2 separate regions of the Mus musculus genome follow, and region 1 is linked to region 2. A link is a loop called in an ENCODE intact Hi-C map of the cell type or tissue named here. Cell type or tissue: left cerebral cortex. All regions are shown on one strand.

What was found. Peaks named below come from ENCODE experiments on the same cell type or tissue, not always from the same donor. Only the 100,000 strongest peaks of a DNase experiment are listed, where the experiment ranks them.
Region 1: a loop joins it to region 2, with 5 times the contacts of the local background. A loop is called at or near these places in 8 of 42 quality-filtered maps.

What each region holds. Positions count from the first base shown.
Region 1 is chr5:103,156,722-103,164,721 of GRCm38, reverse strand. The region is part of intron 2 of Mapk10 (mitogen-activated protein kinase 10); the gene reads left to right. Among named protein-coding and RNA genes, the nearest start is that of Mapk10, 51 kb to the left of the region's middle. In left cerebral cortex, a CTCF peak has its summit at 517 (motif pointing right); DNase peaks (open chromatin) are centred at 908, 2,879 and 3,462; H3K4me3 peaks cover 226 bases; H3K27ac peaks cover 2,074 bases.
Region 2 is chr5:103,206,091-103,214,090 of GRCm38, reverse strand. Mapk10 (mitogen-activated protein kinase 10) reads left to right here and starts at 2,757. Exons shown (of 14, transcript NM_001081567.2): 1 at 2,757-3,201. In left cerebral cortex, a CTCF peak has its summit at 7,168; DNase peaks (open chromatin) are centred at 4,441, 5,007, 5,763, 5,986 and 4 more places; H3K4me3 peaks cover 4,713 bases; H3K27ac peaks cover 4,423 bases.

The DNA of each region.
Region 1 (8,000 bases), 49 kb after region 2:
TTTGGAATTTAGAAATCTAACAAGAAGAAATCACGTATTATATTTAAAATACCCCAAGTAATTCGTAATTCTAGAAAACGGAGATTTGAACAGATTAAGTTTTAGGGGTACCCATAGCATACTCTTATCCTTTGAATTGGCGTGATCATTGCTTATTGGGGTGCAATATGAGTACTAGGTGCATATTCACAATGGCTCGGATCCATCATGAGATTAACCTTTATGGCTCCTTAAATGTTTATTATGTTTTTGGGCTGAGAACTGTTGGAACTCTTTTCGAGTTCTTGATAAACAAGAACAAGTCCTTGTAAACTAGTTCACTGCCTTGTGCTATAGTACACAGCTGCTTAAAATGGGTTATGTCCCCATATGGGAGGTTTGGTGGTCACATAAACTCAATGTAAAGCCATACAAAAACAACCCTCAGGGAAAGGGTTCTGAGCCTGCGAGGACCCAAGATTGACTAAAAGTAGTCAAACTTAGTGAGTCTGAGTTGTTTGAGGCTGTGTGTTGTGCCACGAGAGGTCACTGTAGCTTTGGGTGTGAACACAGCAGATGACTGCACAGTGCACACCTGCCACACAGCCATGCAGGGCCACCAAGGTTTACTGTATGTGCAGAGTTTCCTGCTCTTGCAGAATGTAAAGGTCTATTGATGTGATTCCTCAGGACCCATGTGTCAAATCGGTCCATCTTTGGATTGTAGTGCTAGAATATCTGAGTTCAGAAATTATTGTTTGAATTGATGACTTAAATCTTATAAAAAGTACTATCTACTATCAAATGGGGGTGAGTGGGTGGGAAGTGGCTCATCCTGTGAAACAGATGCCTCACAAGTACGAGGACCTGAGGTTGATCCCTAAGACCATATGAAAGTCTGTGTGCACTGGTCCATGCTTGTAACCATGGTGAAGGAGAGAGATAGGTATATCCCTGGAAACTTCCCGTCCAGTCTTCAAAGCCTGCTTGGAGATGTTCCCAGCTGATGAGAGACCCTGCCTCAAAGCAAAGGTAGGAGGCACTGTTTTAGCTTGACATCTGAAGTTGCTCCACCCTGACATGGGAGGATGTACATTCTCACCCCACCCTCAAAATCATTAAGTGAATTTTGGCTTGTAGAACAGAATTCTAACAATTTCTGAAATGACTCTTAATATACATCTGCCACTTTATTATGTATTTATATAATATATCATTCTCAGCACTGATAATTGTGAAATCAATATATTGATCAACTGAAAAATATTGAATATACTCTCTGATGCAGGATCAGATATTCAGCCAAGACTTATTTATTTATTATGTAAAAGTAAACAAGAAGATTCATCTCATTAGTGTGAAATTTGCTTTGTCTTCAATGAGTGTTAAACTTACTCATATGCCAAAGGACTGTTTTAAAATAAATTTATGATTTATTATTATAAATATTGGTTTGCATGCTTAGTGTATATATATGTCTGATATATGACAGCAACTACTCACGAGACAAGGCTATGAATGGAGACTGCTTAGGAAGCCCTCAAAGAGTCAAACTTGCTCCTTTGATCTTCAATCTTGTTCTCTGACTTCTGGAGACCGCTGTACTGTCTTCTTCTGAGATCAACATTTCTAGTTTTCATGCCTTAAGGTTTACAATTCTTTTAATGTCTTCCCACTGCCTGTGAACAAAATCTGCCTTTGTATCACATGTGAAATCTTTCAACTTGGCTTTTTTCAAATAGCCTTCCCCTGTTTCTAATGACCTAGATGGCTTTTCATGGCTTCGTTGACCACTTTCCACTCAATGTTTGAGTTTTAGGCATATCCAAGTTTCCGCCTTTTACTGTCTGTGTCTTGTGTATAGTCTCTGTAACCCAGGATGCTTGTTTCTTCCTTTGTCAGAGAGAATTGTTCAGAATTGAAACGGGCTTGCAAGGTTGATTGGTCATAGTGGTGCAGGAGGAGCTGACTGGCCTGTCTTTCAGTTTTGTGTTGGTAGAAGGTGAATTGTTGGGAATTGAGGGTTCCTGTTTATAGCTATGTGAGTGACTTCTGAGCATATGAATTTGTGTAAGTCAAATAAAACATTTGGTAGGTTCTCCATCTGAACAAAAGAGATGAGTTTAACTTTTTGAAAATGATGTTTTCACCCCCCTCCCCCAATCCTCTGTTACTCCTTAGAGTATAGTGACAACACTGTCCTAGTATGACATTTTCCAATCCCTAAACAAAATTAACCATGTGTCATATGTCTCACAATGCTGCTGTTGCACTTCTGTTTTACCTTTTCTAAGGCACCTACCATTTTTTCCCATGAGAATAGCCTTGCCATAAGAGAAAACATTTTTTATTTATCTTTGTATCGCCTCTCCCTTTTCAGAGTACAACACATGGATGCAGATATTTGCATTGTTCTGTCAGAAGTCACCAAGGAAGAAGAACATGCTACAGTGTCTGTTGGATGAGAAATTGGTGGACAGAGCAAAATCCAAACATTTTCACTTGCTATGAAAAATATAATTCAGCGTGATATGGAAGAGAGTCACAGGGAGAAGGTTAAAGGAGACAGAATGTCCCCAGAAGATAGACTGAGTATGCTGAGATCTAAGGCTTGTAGTATGGCTTCTTTCCAGAAGTGCCTTAGTGGAGACATTTTTCTTCTGTCATACTTGATGCATTTGTAAATTAAGGCTAATAATTAATGTAATTATCAAGACAGAAGAATTCCCACAATGGGATGTTTGAGGCGAAAGTGTGCAGGAGGCAGCCTTCCTTGGCTCATTTGTCAATGAGTGGGCACAGGAGACACTCAGAATAAATACAGCTTGAAGAAAAACTAAGAAATGGCTTGAATCATTAACACATATTTAGAACCATCTCCTGCAATAATTAGCATAACCCCCACACCCTTCTCGTTCATTTTCTTTTGTCCGTGAACTTGTAGATGAGGATTTTTGACAACAAAAGCCACCATGAGAATGGAGAGCGACTGCCCCACCCCCAACTCCACCCACAACATTCTGCACACAATTAAACTGAGTTGTGTTTGGATACCTAAGGATTCCAGTGCATTTCCAAATGCTTGGGAGGTTTTTTTTTCTGAAGCAAGGAGAGATTTCAAATATTTACTGGCAAATAGTCCATTTTTCAGATAGACTTAAAAATTCCACAGTAAATGTTCAATTTATGTCTTGGCAGGTGAGAGAATCCAAACTATTTACTAACACAGTTCATCCGTGTTTCCATGACAACAGAGGCAGTTCCTGTCAGCCCAGAGTGGCTTTGCCAGTTGACTTCAGCAGTGAACTCTGTGTGATGTTGCCAAATGTCTGGCTTCTGTGTTTCCAGTTCCAAGCAATTGTTTCTTATTCTGCATGCTAATGAGTAGTCTACAAAGGCTGTGGTTCAGCAGCATTGAAACCAAGACCAGAATGGGTGGTAGAAAACTAGGGAGTGGTTTGCCCAGAGTGAATTTAAAACTGCATCTAATTGGATGGCACATTCCCTAACCAGCCATGACAGTGCTTCATTAATAATTTTACCATGCTATTATTAGGCAGCTGGGCCTGGATGAGAAATGGCTGCATAGCTGTTATCTTTGAATCAGTTGCCTTTTCAGAAGGCCGTGCTGCCTTTAGCTGGTTATCATCATCATGTAAATCCAAATGACTGTGCACATACATGCCAGCTGAGAAAGCAAATTGCAACCCAAATGCTTTTTCGCTTTTGAGAAATGTTCATATATTGATTGCTCTGACACAGAGAGAAAGCAGCTGCCTGCGATGCCAGCTGAGAGATTTAAAGTGAGAGAAAGGGAAAAAGAAAACATCTGAGAGAGGAGAAAGTGAAGTGGATTTTGCCTTTTGAACACATAGAGAAACCGAGACTTTAAATTCTAAGCACGTCACCATCACCACTGTGTGTGTGCTCTGTGTGTGTGTGTGTGTGTGTGTGTGTGATACCCTAACCCTGAAAGCAGATGGTCAGGGTCAGAATTATGGCCTCTCCAGAGCTTAAGCTCTTTGAGCAGACTTTGCTCTCCACTGCATCCCCGGCATTGAGGACAGGGCCTGGACTGGGCACCTAATGAATACTCAATAAATATTTAATGAGCTTAGTGAAATGAGGATCCAGGCATGGAGCATTTAAGCACATCCCATTTCCTGAAGTAGCCTCCTCCCTTTGTGGAGGAACAGGATAGCCCATTACCATGACTCTCACTGCTCTTTGTGCAAAAGCTTTCGGGTGTTTCTGCAGCAGTTCCAGGTGCCTACTCCTCAACACCTCTCAAAGACTGAGTGTTTCATTAGCATATTCCTCCACCCCCTCCCCCAAATCATAGAACTCGTTTGTAGCTTTTTTATAGTATCACTTGGCATGGATTTTCACTTTTAATTTTGTTATTATTGTTTGTATGTGCTCAGGTATGTGGACCTGTACGTAGGTGTGTTCATATGTGAGTATGCATGAACACATACATGCACACGAGGATATTAGACACTCATGTCAGTTGCTAGCCAAATTTATTTATATATTTTTTAAAGTCAGGGTCTCTCACTGCATTTGAAGCTATCCAGTCACTAAACTCACTGGCCAGCTAGCCTCCCGGACCACCCTGTTTCTGCTCTTCCAGAATTGAAATTTCAGAGTGTTCGAACTGGCTTTTTACATGGTGCTAGGAATCTGCATTTTGGATCTCGTGCTTGCATTGGGAGTATTTTATCAATAGAACATCATTGTCCAACAGCTCCAAAAGTGAGATTCATTCCTGGCTTTGGGATTTTTGGTAATCTGTGGCGTCTAGTAGGGGCATTGTTGCCCTGTAAGATGGTAACTGGAGTGTTTGTGTGTGTGTTATAAATAATCTTATATAGTAGTGGCTTTCCATATCTCTTTTTGGAAAGATCTTTAGTGTTATTTATTACCCCTACCATGGATTTTTTTTTATATACAAAATATCTATGGATGAGTGACTACACGCTGTCTGTCACTTTAAGCTCTTTTAAGGAATTGGTTGAAACCCCTGTCAAAATTATACTCTCTGCTCTCCTTTCTTTTTTGGAATTATCCTTTCCACTCTGCTTAGCTTGCTTTCTTATACTTTAGAATGTTGATTGCTCTTCTAAAGATGTCACCTTTTCTGTGGGGAGAAAGACTGCACTCTTTGCTGTCAACATTGGGACCTACAGACACATGGTTCTTATACAGCAGCAGCCCCAAATCACAGACAATGGAAGTGTGCAAACTGGGGTCTCAAAATAATTACTCATGAGTATCCTATAGCATTGAAAGGAAGAATGTTAAGACAGCTCTAAAAGAATATTTGACTTTGAGTGTGGAAACTGCTCTAGAAATAGTAAATATTTTGCATATTTCTAGACTTTTTCTCAGTGTAGAAATCTTTCATCCCATTTATTTCTGCATCATATCATAAACTGGAAAACAAATGTCACTCAACTGTCTTCATGATACTATTTCTAGAATGTATTCTTCTTGCGCTTTGAACATTCTTAACTTATATGAGTAATTTTGTAGGAATTTAAAAATGAGGACTGAGCTGGACAGTGGTGGCATACGCCTTTAATCCCAGCACTTGGGAGGCAGAGGTAGGCAGATTTCTGAGTTTGAGGCCAGCCTGGTCTACAGAGTGAGTTCCAGGACAGCCAGGGATACACAGAGAAACCCTGTCTCAAAAAAAAAAAAGTTTAAAAATGAGGACTGTTTATATTCATGAATGGGGTTTTGAATTCAAACTTAATCCTCACATTAATTGCACAACAGTGCACAGTTAGGTCTTTTTAAGACATCAAGCAAATAACCTTGATTGTCATTTTTAATGAGCTGAGTAGCAAAGCAAGGAAAATCATGTGCACGGAAAACTCTTTACAAGTATTAAGTAATTAATCCAAGTAAACTCTTATAAAAAGTGCATTATCTCTCTCAAAAGATGGGAAGACTGTTTACCATATAATATTCCAGTCTAACAAATTTATAAATAGTGGTTAAGGGTAGTATTTCTGCTCCTGAGTACTGTAATTAAATCCCCTTTTCAGATTCTTCTTGGTAAACAGTGGAACATGGTAATTTCTAGTCTTTGCCTTTAGAGGACTGGTCTTGATAGTTGAAGAGGAGGAATATCTAGATAACAAATGCACACAGCATCTTACTCCTTTGGGATGCTGTAAAAAAAACCCCACCATTGACTTGTAATTCATAAATGACAGAAATTTATTTTTTACCATTTTGGAAGGTGGGTGTTCAAGACAGTGGTGGTAGTAGCACCCATGTCTGCTGGTCGTAATTCCTAGATGGCAGCCGTTTTATAGTGACCTCACGTGGTCGCAGAATGCTGGACCCTCACTGACGTGGTTCACACAGTCCACTCATGAGGCCTCTGCCTTTATGTTGCCACCTTGAGGTCACGATTTCAATATATGAAATTTGGGGAACATATACAGACCTTAGCACATGTAGTAAGTTATGATATGCTGAAACTAGTTTGTAAGCTCCTAACCCTTCAGTTTTTATTTAAGATCTTCAAGTTCCTCTTAATGAATGTTTACATGTCTAAAGTGTAAAACAACTGGATGTGATCACCACTGCTTTCATTCTGAGAAACAAATCACTATCGTACCCCAAACTGATTAAACTTGAGACTCGCATGCAGAAGGCCGTGCTTCATAGGCATCTTCTTGGCAGGCCTTCGGGTTTCTTTCCTATAAATTGAAGTTCAGAGAGTACATTAGCATCAGGTTGCTGCTGGCTTTGTGGATGGGTATGCTAGGAGAGAAGCGGAACACACTTTTATTTTTCTACCCAACTTTTTCTCTGTCCTATCTGGTTCTCAACAGAGAACTTAACGAGAACCCTCTGCCCACTCTTGGCCTTGAACTTTTGGATTTTGACTACAAGAAAGAAACCAAAAGAGAAAGACAATATCATGATATCATGGTAATTGTTGTGCGTGGACCAGACTCTGAGAGTTCAGGAACACTGCCACAGGTGACTGAATTAACTCTTCATGTGCTAATGGCTTCTTGACAGTGGTGACTACGTCATGGTAGGTTGCCACTGTTCCTGAGTCTGGCAGTGGAATGCATGGAGTCACAGTCTCTGCCCTTGTGGAGATCCCAGGACAGGAGCAAAGGAGAACATGGAAAGCCACAAGTAGTTTAAAGGAGTAGAGGATACAAGGATGAAGGTGTGCCAGGAAACATTTGTGAACCCCAAAAGACCACCAAGGGGCTGAATCTTTATTCAAGTTCAAGCTTGTGCTCCCCACCAACCCTGACACAGCAGGAAGGTGGAGTCCTGAGCCTAGTTTCAGGCAAGCATTTATAGAGGTACGAAGTAGGTATCTAGCCTGGTACACATGAGATTTGGGGCCATTATGGCCTTTAACACAATTGGCTGGTGCTGGAAGCCAAACCATAAACTTGACTTCTGCTTTCCTCCTGATTGGTGGTTGTTAGGAAGTGAAGTGTCAGGGGCGGGCTTGTAACCTGGGGGTGCAGATTTGTTGGGGAATAACCTGGAAACTGGTGCTAGATGCAGATTTTGTTGTGGGGTAACCTGGAGACTGGTATTAGACATAGGTCTTTTTGGGGGATAGCCTGGAAACTGGTGCTAGGTACCGGCCTGTTAGTTAACTTGAGTTCAACCTTAGGTCAGGTTCTCTAAGGTGGAGTCTGAACTCAAAAGATCTGGTCTCTCAAAAAGTGAAGTATGGTCCCCCTCGGCAGGGATTTTCAGGTGCTGGATCATAGAGGGTCCATGTGGTCTCAGCGAGCTTAAACTTGTCCAGGCAAAGGAGAATGCAAGTGGCTGAGAAGTTTACTGGAGAGAAAGGGCAGGGTAACATTTGTATTTTCAGTCTGTCACTCTAGCTACAATGTAGGCAAAGGATAGAGGTGAGACATAGAGAAAACAGTGAAGACCATTTTAACATAGGAACACACAGAAGAGTCAACTACATTCTTACCAGCAGTGATTTCTTTACTATAAAATTATTTGTGTATATA
Region 2 (8,000 bases):
ATGCAAGTTGAGAATTAAAGATATAAACAATCTTACTCTTCTCCACATCAGGTCAGCATCCATCACTCTTGGACACTAATGCCATGAAGAGTGTTATCCAATACATGAAAATGGCTGGCTTTAACCTATTCATGGCTGTAATCATTTGTGAAATTCTGCTCCATGAATATACAATCATTTGCTTATCTGTTCTGTGGATACACTTTTAATTGCTTATAGCTTTTACTTATTGCAGATAAAGCTGGTATGACATCTATGCACATTTTGTGCGCATGCTTCTATTCCCTTGCATGAATGCCTAGAAATGGAATTGTTGGGTCACACTGTAGGTGTCTGTTTATCACGATGGAAATCTTCTGACCTGCTTCCCAAAGTAGCTTTATCACTTTCTATTCTCGCCAGCAAGGAAGAGAGCTCTGGTTTCTCATAGCTCCTCCAGTATGGGTGCTTTTGGTTGTAGCCATTTTTGTAGGCATGGAGTGGAATTTCTCTGTGGATTTAGTTAGCATTTTTTTCCTGATGACTAGTCATGTTGAGTGCCTTTTCATGTACATATGGACTATTGATAAGCCTTCCTTCAGGTGTCTGCTGAAATCCTCTTACTCATCAAACATCTTTGTTTGTTGTCATTGCCGGATTGTAAATGTTCATATAATCAGGAGTTTGTATACATCAAGTATATTTTTGCAGGGATGTCAATATTTTCTCTTAGTCTGCTTTCTCACGGATGACTGTGGGCAAGTAAAAGCTTTTGGCATTGATGAAGTATTTTTCTCTTTTTCTTTTTCTTTTCTTTTCTTTATTTCTTTTTTTTTTCCCTCAAAGTGAATGCATTTATTTGCCTTAAGAAATCTTACTCCAAGCTGGGCGTGGTGGCGCATGCCTTTAATCCCAGCGCTCGGGAGGCAGAGGCAGGCGGATTTCTGAGTTCGAGGCCAGCCTGGTCTACAAAGTGAGCTCCAGGACAGCCAGGACTATACAGAGAAACCTTGTCTCGAAAAACCAAAAAAAAAAAAAAAAAAAAAAAAAAAAAAAAAAATCTTACTCCAAAATCAGAATTTTGTTTTTCATTTAGAGGACAGACATTATTTTACAAGCTTTACAGATTTTTTTTTTAACTCTCATGTTGTGGCATATAACTTCTCTTGCTTTAGTATTTGTTCAGAGTGCAAGGTAAGAGCCGAAGTCCAGTGTTTCCTTGTCAATGTCATTATTGGGATTGACTTTGCCATGGAAACACATTGGGGATGCTGCATGGTGGCACAGGGCTGGCTTAGCATATGTAGGCCTTGACCTCTGGTTCCTAGCACAGAAAAGGTGGAGAGAGAGAAGCAGAGGAAAGGAAGGACATTTAGACCAATAATTTAGAAGCTGTCTACTGTGAAGTTGCTTGGCTGTTCATCCATAGTTTATACCAGGCAGTCATAATGTATAAGTAGACCCAAGTGGAGAGTAAAAATTAGCAGTCAGCTACTGGTTCTCATGGGACTTGAATTCAGAACACAGAAACAACCAACAACATGTTGGGAGTTGTAGAGCGAGAGCTCACACAACTTTTCCTTTCTGGGCTTTCTTCTCGGGTAAAACATCTCGGGGACTGAAAACTCGATGTGGTCCCTCAGGATCTCATGATGCATCGCAGGGTCCGCCATCTCTGCTGGCTTTACACCTGTTTAACCTTACTCATAACCCTACGGCAGAGGGACAGGGGCTCCTCGCTCAAGTCAGTGGGCCAGTTCCAGAGCACGGTGTGAAAACATGAATTTTAGCATCACTTTGGTTCAATAGATGGAAACCCATCTAAAAGATGTTTGAGAAAAACCAGCATTGAATCTAATTGTGTAGCTTGAAAAGTCCAAAGACTAGGATTACTTTCAAAATATGTATTGAAATGATGCTATATGTGAAATAAGGTGAAAATTGTTTTGGTAAACATTTTAATAGTGAAAGTACTCTAGGGATCATTCCATCTATATCTATATCATCCATATCTATATCATCTATATCTATACACACACACACACACACACACACATATATACATGATTTAAAATTTCATATAGCAAAGTCAGAAAATTTGCTTAAAAATTAGATATGTAGTAAATTCAATTTGTATTAGTTTCCCATGGAATTTTCTGAAACCAGAAAAAGAATACCACAGTACCCTTAATTTATTAACTCAAATTGTCAGTAGTTTCTTTCTACCTTAAACTGCACTATAAATACCGGTCTAGCCAGTTTGCTTTAGCGGATATTTATGCAGGGTTTGTACAAAAATAGGGAGACTAAGAAGAAATGGGGTTGGACAAATGACCTCTATGGTCCAGACGCAGGTCCAATCTTGCATCTCTTCTGAGGTTGAATTCATCTCTTGTTTGTTTTCACATTCAGAGAGATGGTACACCTCTGCCTTCCTTCGCTGTTTGTAAAAAGCTGAGGTAGTTGAAAATCCGGGGTGACTGGCTTCCCAATGGCTGTTTGATCTGCCCTTGGTGCTGTGCAGAGCTGGAGCAGCAGGGAGGATGCTCTTTGGCTTCGTGCAGAATTCCACCCCCCCTACCACCCCCACCACCCCCCCCCCCCCGCACGCTGAATTCGCATATTTTGGTTGCCAAGTTCCGAAGCCTGCTTCTCATTTTGCCAGAAAACGAGGTAGCTGTAGCCACAGATAGACTTTTTCCTTTTTCTCTTTCCTCCTCCTACCCCTCCCTAGACCTCTCTGGGCTTTGACGTCATGTGTGCTCCTTTCAGTTGCCATAGCAACCCCATTCCCCAAGCCCTCTGTCCGTCTCCTCTGGTAGGTTCCACAATGGTACAGGCAGCCTCCCGCTGCACAATGGTTTCCAGGCAGTGAGAGGGTGATTCAGCAAGCCGCTCTCTCTTCTCTTAAGCCTCCTCGTCGTCTCAGTTTATTTTTATGGGGGGTGGGTGGTGCTTCTTATATGCTTACCCTTTTTTTTTTCTATTTTCATTTTTACAAATTTCCTTTTTCCTCCTCACTCCTCAATTACTAGGGGCTTGAGTGAGCTAAAGATTGGGTCTTCTTGGAAATCACCTGTCTGTTATTATTTTTAAACAATCGCTACACCTCCAAAGACTCTGCTCCTTACTCCGGTTTGGAATGTGGCTAATGACTACCCAGTAGGGAGGATTTCTGGGGCAAACAGCCGGACCAGGATCCTAGTTCTCAGGCACGGAATGGTAGGTGGCTCCTTGCTCATTCTGGGTTCTAACCTGGTTTGGGAGGGTGGATGATATCTGTCATCGTTCCTGGTGGAATGGGAGAGAGCATGAGAAAGTAGGAAGTGATGGTGTTGGAGAGCCGGTTTAATCAAGTGTACTATCTGTGAGGCAGAAAACTGGTGTTTCTCTCTGGGCAAAGCATCTCTTCTCAGATGGAGGCTAAAATCTTTCTGTTTGGAGTGAAGAATTCTAGAAGGTGGGACAGACCATTATTGTTATGACTTGGCAGAGTAAGAGAAACACACACGAGGGGGGTAAGGGGGGAGAGGAAAGAGAGAGAAAGAGAGAGAGAGAGAGAGAGAGAGGAGAGAGAGAGAGAGAGAGAGGAGTCTGGATCTCACTTTAACTGAGAAATGCTATGGGTCTCATAAAACATTCAAAAATGTTATTAGTAAACATAAATGTTTATTTCCAGACCGGTTTAACTTTAAATATTCTAGAATACATTCTTGCAGTTTAGAGGTATTTACCAAAATATTAGAAACTATGTTCCTCTTGTAGAAAGACCCTGAGCTAAATTTGGGCTGCAGACAGGAACACAGGACAGGGAACAGACCAGGGAAAGGAGCAAACACCGGCGGCACCGCAGCCACCCAGGTGAAGGTCCCTTTAAGAAAGTGATCTCTCAGTCACAGCAGGCAGCATTTTTCTATGGCAAGGTTCCCAGGTATTCAGTGCTGAGATACTGTGTCCCCTAGAAATGTCAGAGCATTTTCAGAAAGAAAAAAAAAAGCTGTCATTGGAAAGGAGCTTGATGATACAGTTATCAGAATTTATGTGTTTGTGCTTCAGAGAATAAGAGTGCTTTATTTGAAAAACCTCCAAGTAAATCAGGTTATGGATATTTCAAGGAAAAAAATACATATCCTTTTCCTTCCGACATTTAAATAGAAGGACCTAGGTGCTGCTTTGACTCTCTTCTGCAGATAACTTTCAAGGGCATTGCAATTTGGCCACAGAAAGGAATGGCTTACCCCAGGGCACTAGGTTTTGAAGCAGCCACAAGGTTGTTTACATGCTCTGCGTTTGCTGCAGAGCGATGTGTCTGTGTGACGGAGATAACTTTCATGAACACAGGCTAAGTCATATGGGACAGGCCACAGCCGGGAGTGAAGGAAGGCTGCCGTTACCAGGCACCACTTTCTTTTGCCCAATTTCTGCCTCTTTCTAATGCTGCTTTTGCCAATCCTGGATGGGTTTGCAGGATGCTGGTCAATGCATTTAAAATGGTTGCGGTAATAGCCACTTCTCTCAGAGAGGCTTCAGTAGATGGCTGTCCTCAGTGAGCATGTCAGCACAGGAGCCATGCTCATGAATGGATTCAGGAGCCTCCAACTCCACTTTGGAATCATGGGGATATAGGGCTAGACAGTTTGATGTAGCAGTCCTGCTGCTTCTGCTGTGTGTTTCCTCTCTTTCGTTGGGGGGGGGGGTGTCTAGGTCTTACCCTTCAAATTGACACAAAGTACTAGAAAAGCAGATGAGAAAGGCGGTTGACCTTAAGCATGAGTTTCCAGCTTCCTTGTTGGCTTCTTCTTCCCTCCGGTCCTTCATAGCTTTCATTTTGGTCCTTCATAGCTTTCATTTTTCAGGGCAAGATTTTTGCAGTAGTAATGAAAAGAGGTTCCCAGTGACAGGGGAGCTGAGACACTACCTGGGGAGTGGCAGATTCAGCTGCCTCCAGCTTCCTGCTTGCTTTCCCCCAAAACAGCATCGGCTGGGGGAGGGGGATATGTTTGCATGCTGAAGGGGTGATTACAAACGGATCCCCCAGGGACCGAGTGTGCTCTCTCTGTCATTGTCTGGCGCATCTGCAGCTAGTACTACGGTTTCATAGTATGTGGTCAAGATGCTTCAAGGTTAAGAGGAACTGAGAGGTGACACGGATGCCATAGAAGTGTTATTTGAAATCTACAGCGAAACTCACTCGCTGCCAGTGTTGTGCTATAGGAATATCAGGAGCAAAGGAGATTTGCCTAAATGTAAGTGTTCAAAGGAATATACATATACTCAAAGTTATATTCTAGGCTCATGTAAACGAACCTGTCTCTTGGAATATAAGCTTAGCCACAAAGCCTTTCCATCCTGATGACAAGATAAAGACCCAGTGAGGTTTCCTTGTTTATTAAGCACGGGGTCAGGTGTGTTTTCTTCTTGCACCAGAGCTGACCTCAGGTGTTATTTGTAGCTAGAGGCTAGCTCTGGAGTGGTATGGCTGTGACTAAGCCAAGCAAGTCTTTGGTTGCTTGTCAGAAAAATGGGCTGCTGGCGAAGGCTGCCTTCAGTCTGTATGAGAAGCAAACGGATCCACACTGTAGAGGACTTCATCCCTGTACCCCTGCCCTGCTTCCTGTAAGGTTCCTTCCCAAGCTCTTGTTTGGCATGGTGGCAGTCTTTTATAGAGGGGTGCAGAAGTGTCCAGTAGCAACTAGAAAGGAGTGCAGTGCTCTCCTGGCTGCGGGCACGCAAAGGAGCTCCCTCCATACAGGCATCTGTGACTGCACCTTCTCCCCCGAGCTAGAGCTAGTGAGGAGGGGAGGGCTCCTGGGGAAAGCGGCCTACAGACTCCCGGGAGGGCAGCTGTATCATCAGTCAAGGCGAACAAAATCCATTTGTGTCTTCAGCATATTGAGATTATTTATTGCATTGCATAATCTTGTGTTGAGACCCGGTGCTGCCGGCTCGGGTAAGAGGGCTTGCTGCATATTGTTTGAGGAGAAGCTGTCATTTAGAAGGGAGCTTGTGTGTTAGTTACTCCTTACTGGCTTTCACACTGAAGTTCAAGTGTTTTGAGCAGACTGATCCTCCCAACCCCCGCAACACCCACAGTTTGAGTACATTTCAATCTCTCCAGCTAATTAGAGAAAGGAAAGTTAAAAATCTGTGTATTTTGAGGACCATTGTTTCCCTCATCTTTAACATAGAAAAACCTTTTTTTTTTCTTTTTCTTTTTTAATAGTGAATCTTGGTAAAATGAGTGGAAACAACATTGGGTAACAGTGAAAGATCTCTAAATCAAACTTATATGTATGCAAGCAGTTTCCAAACACACCTATTTTCAGCAATGAATTTTGTAGTCTAATTGACATTTTGGACCCACAACAAGCTACTTTGGCCTTTTTCACCATTGTCATCCCTGGTGCCTCCAAGATACAAAACCCATAGACTTCATAGAAGAGCGCTGGTGGGAATGGAAAGCCAAGCTTTGTACAGAAAGATAAATGATAGCGAGCTCTGGTGGAATTATTCCACTCACAACTGCTCACACACTCTGAGTGGTGTGCAGACTGAAGGTGCAGCCATGGCACAGGGCATCAGGCATGGTACAGGGCACCAGGCAAAGCACAGGGCACCAGGCATGGCATAGAGTAACAGGCATGGCACAGGGTACCAGGGATGGCACAGGGCACCAGCTATGGTACAGGGCACCAGCCATGGCACAGGGTACCAGGCATGGTACAGGGTACCAGGCAGAGCACAGGGCACCAGGCATGGTACAAGGTATCAGGCAGAGCACAGGGCACCAGCCATGGCACAGGGCACCAGGCATGGCACAGGGCACCAGGCATTGCTAAGCAGCCTGCACAGTAAGGGACAGGTTTCTACAAATTCCTCCCCTTACTCCTCCTCCCTCTTCCTCCCTAATTTCAGGATCAAGACAAAACATAAGCAACAGAGACTTAAAAGCTCTAAAAATTCATGTCAGTGGGTTTTCCTCATAGAAATAAAACCAAGTCCTGGTGTGTGGCTAGTGGCTGGCCTGGATGTACTAGATGCTTCCTAAGTGTGGGATCCTGGAGTCATTGTTCTCTTTCCATGTGGAAATGGGTCCTGAAACCACAGAGTATGAAGGCAGGCTCCTAGGACTACTTACTTGGCTGTGTTTATTTTGTGTCTCTAGGGGGAGCTTTTCTCTTCACACCAACCACCTCACCAAACAGTAATTTCCTGTCCCTTCAGATACTGTGTCATATCAGCCTAGCACACAGTGGGCACACTAGGCACACAATAGTTGTCTGTTAATTGAAAAATGCAATGCATGAAAGACGGTGAGATGGGTTTCAGGTGTTGGAGTCAATGCTCGTGTGGGGAGTTGACTTAAACAGTGAAGACAGGACAGTTTGATGGTCAGTACAATAGGAATGAAGAAGAGGAAGATACACTCTGCTTTAAAATGGCTATGTATGATGAAGCAGACCATGCCTGGATGTTAGAAGTAGATGAGAGGATGGTGGGGAAAGTATTCCTAGAAATTAACACCAGGGACGGTGATGAGACCCTTATTTGACCAGAAAGGGAGATAATTTCAAGATGGCGGCCATATTTGTTAAGCTGGATATCAAGCCTGAGGTTTGACAGTAGGAAGAACATTAAAAACTTGGCATGGGCCTTGAGACTCTGCTCTAAAATAAGGAAGGCAGCAAGGATAAGGAGTGGGTCTGTAATAAGATCAGATTACTATAGTGGCCTCTTTTGCCTCCAGAACAGCATCTGCTTAGTTTTTATGTTGTGGATACCAGGGGATTCTTTTTGTTAGTAGCTGTGTAGCCATTCTTCCAGTGAACTGTGCTGTAAAAAGAAGACTGTGTTCCAGTGGAAGCTGAACTGATTGAAAGTCCACAGTTAGAGAAGTAAATATCCTATCCATTCAGATACTTAGTAACTGAGTTCCATGGTCAGAGTTTACAAACTTCTAGCTGTTCTGCTACAGAGGCCACCAAAAGTTTCTTCATTTGCAACAGATTCTAACAGAAACT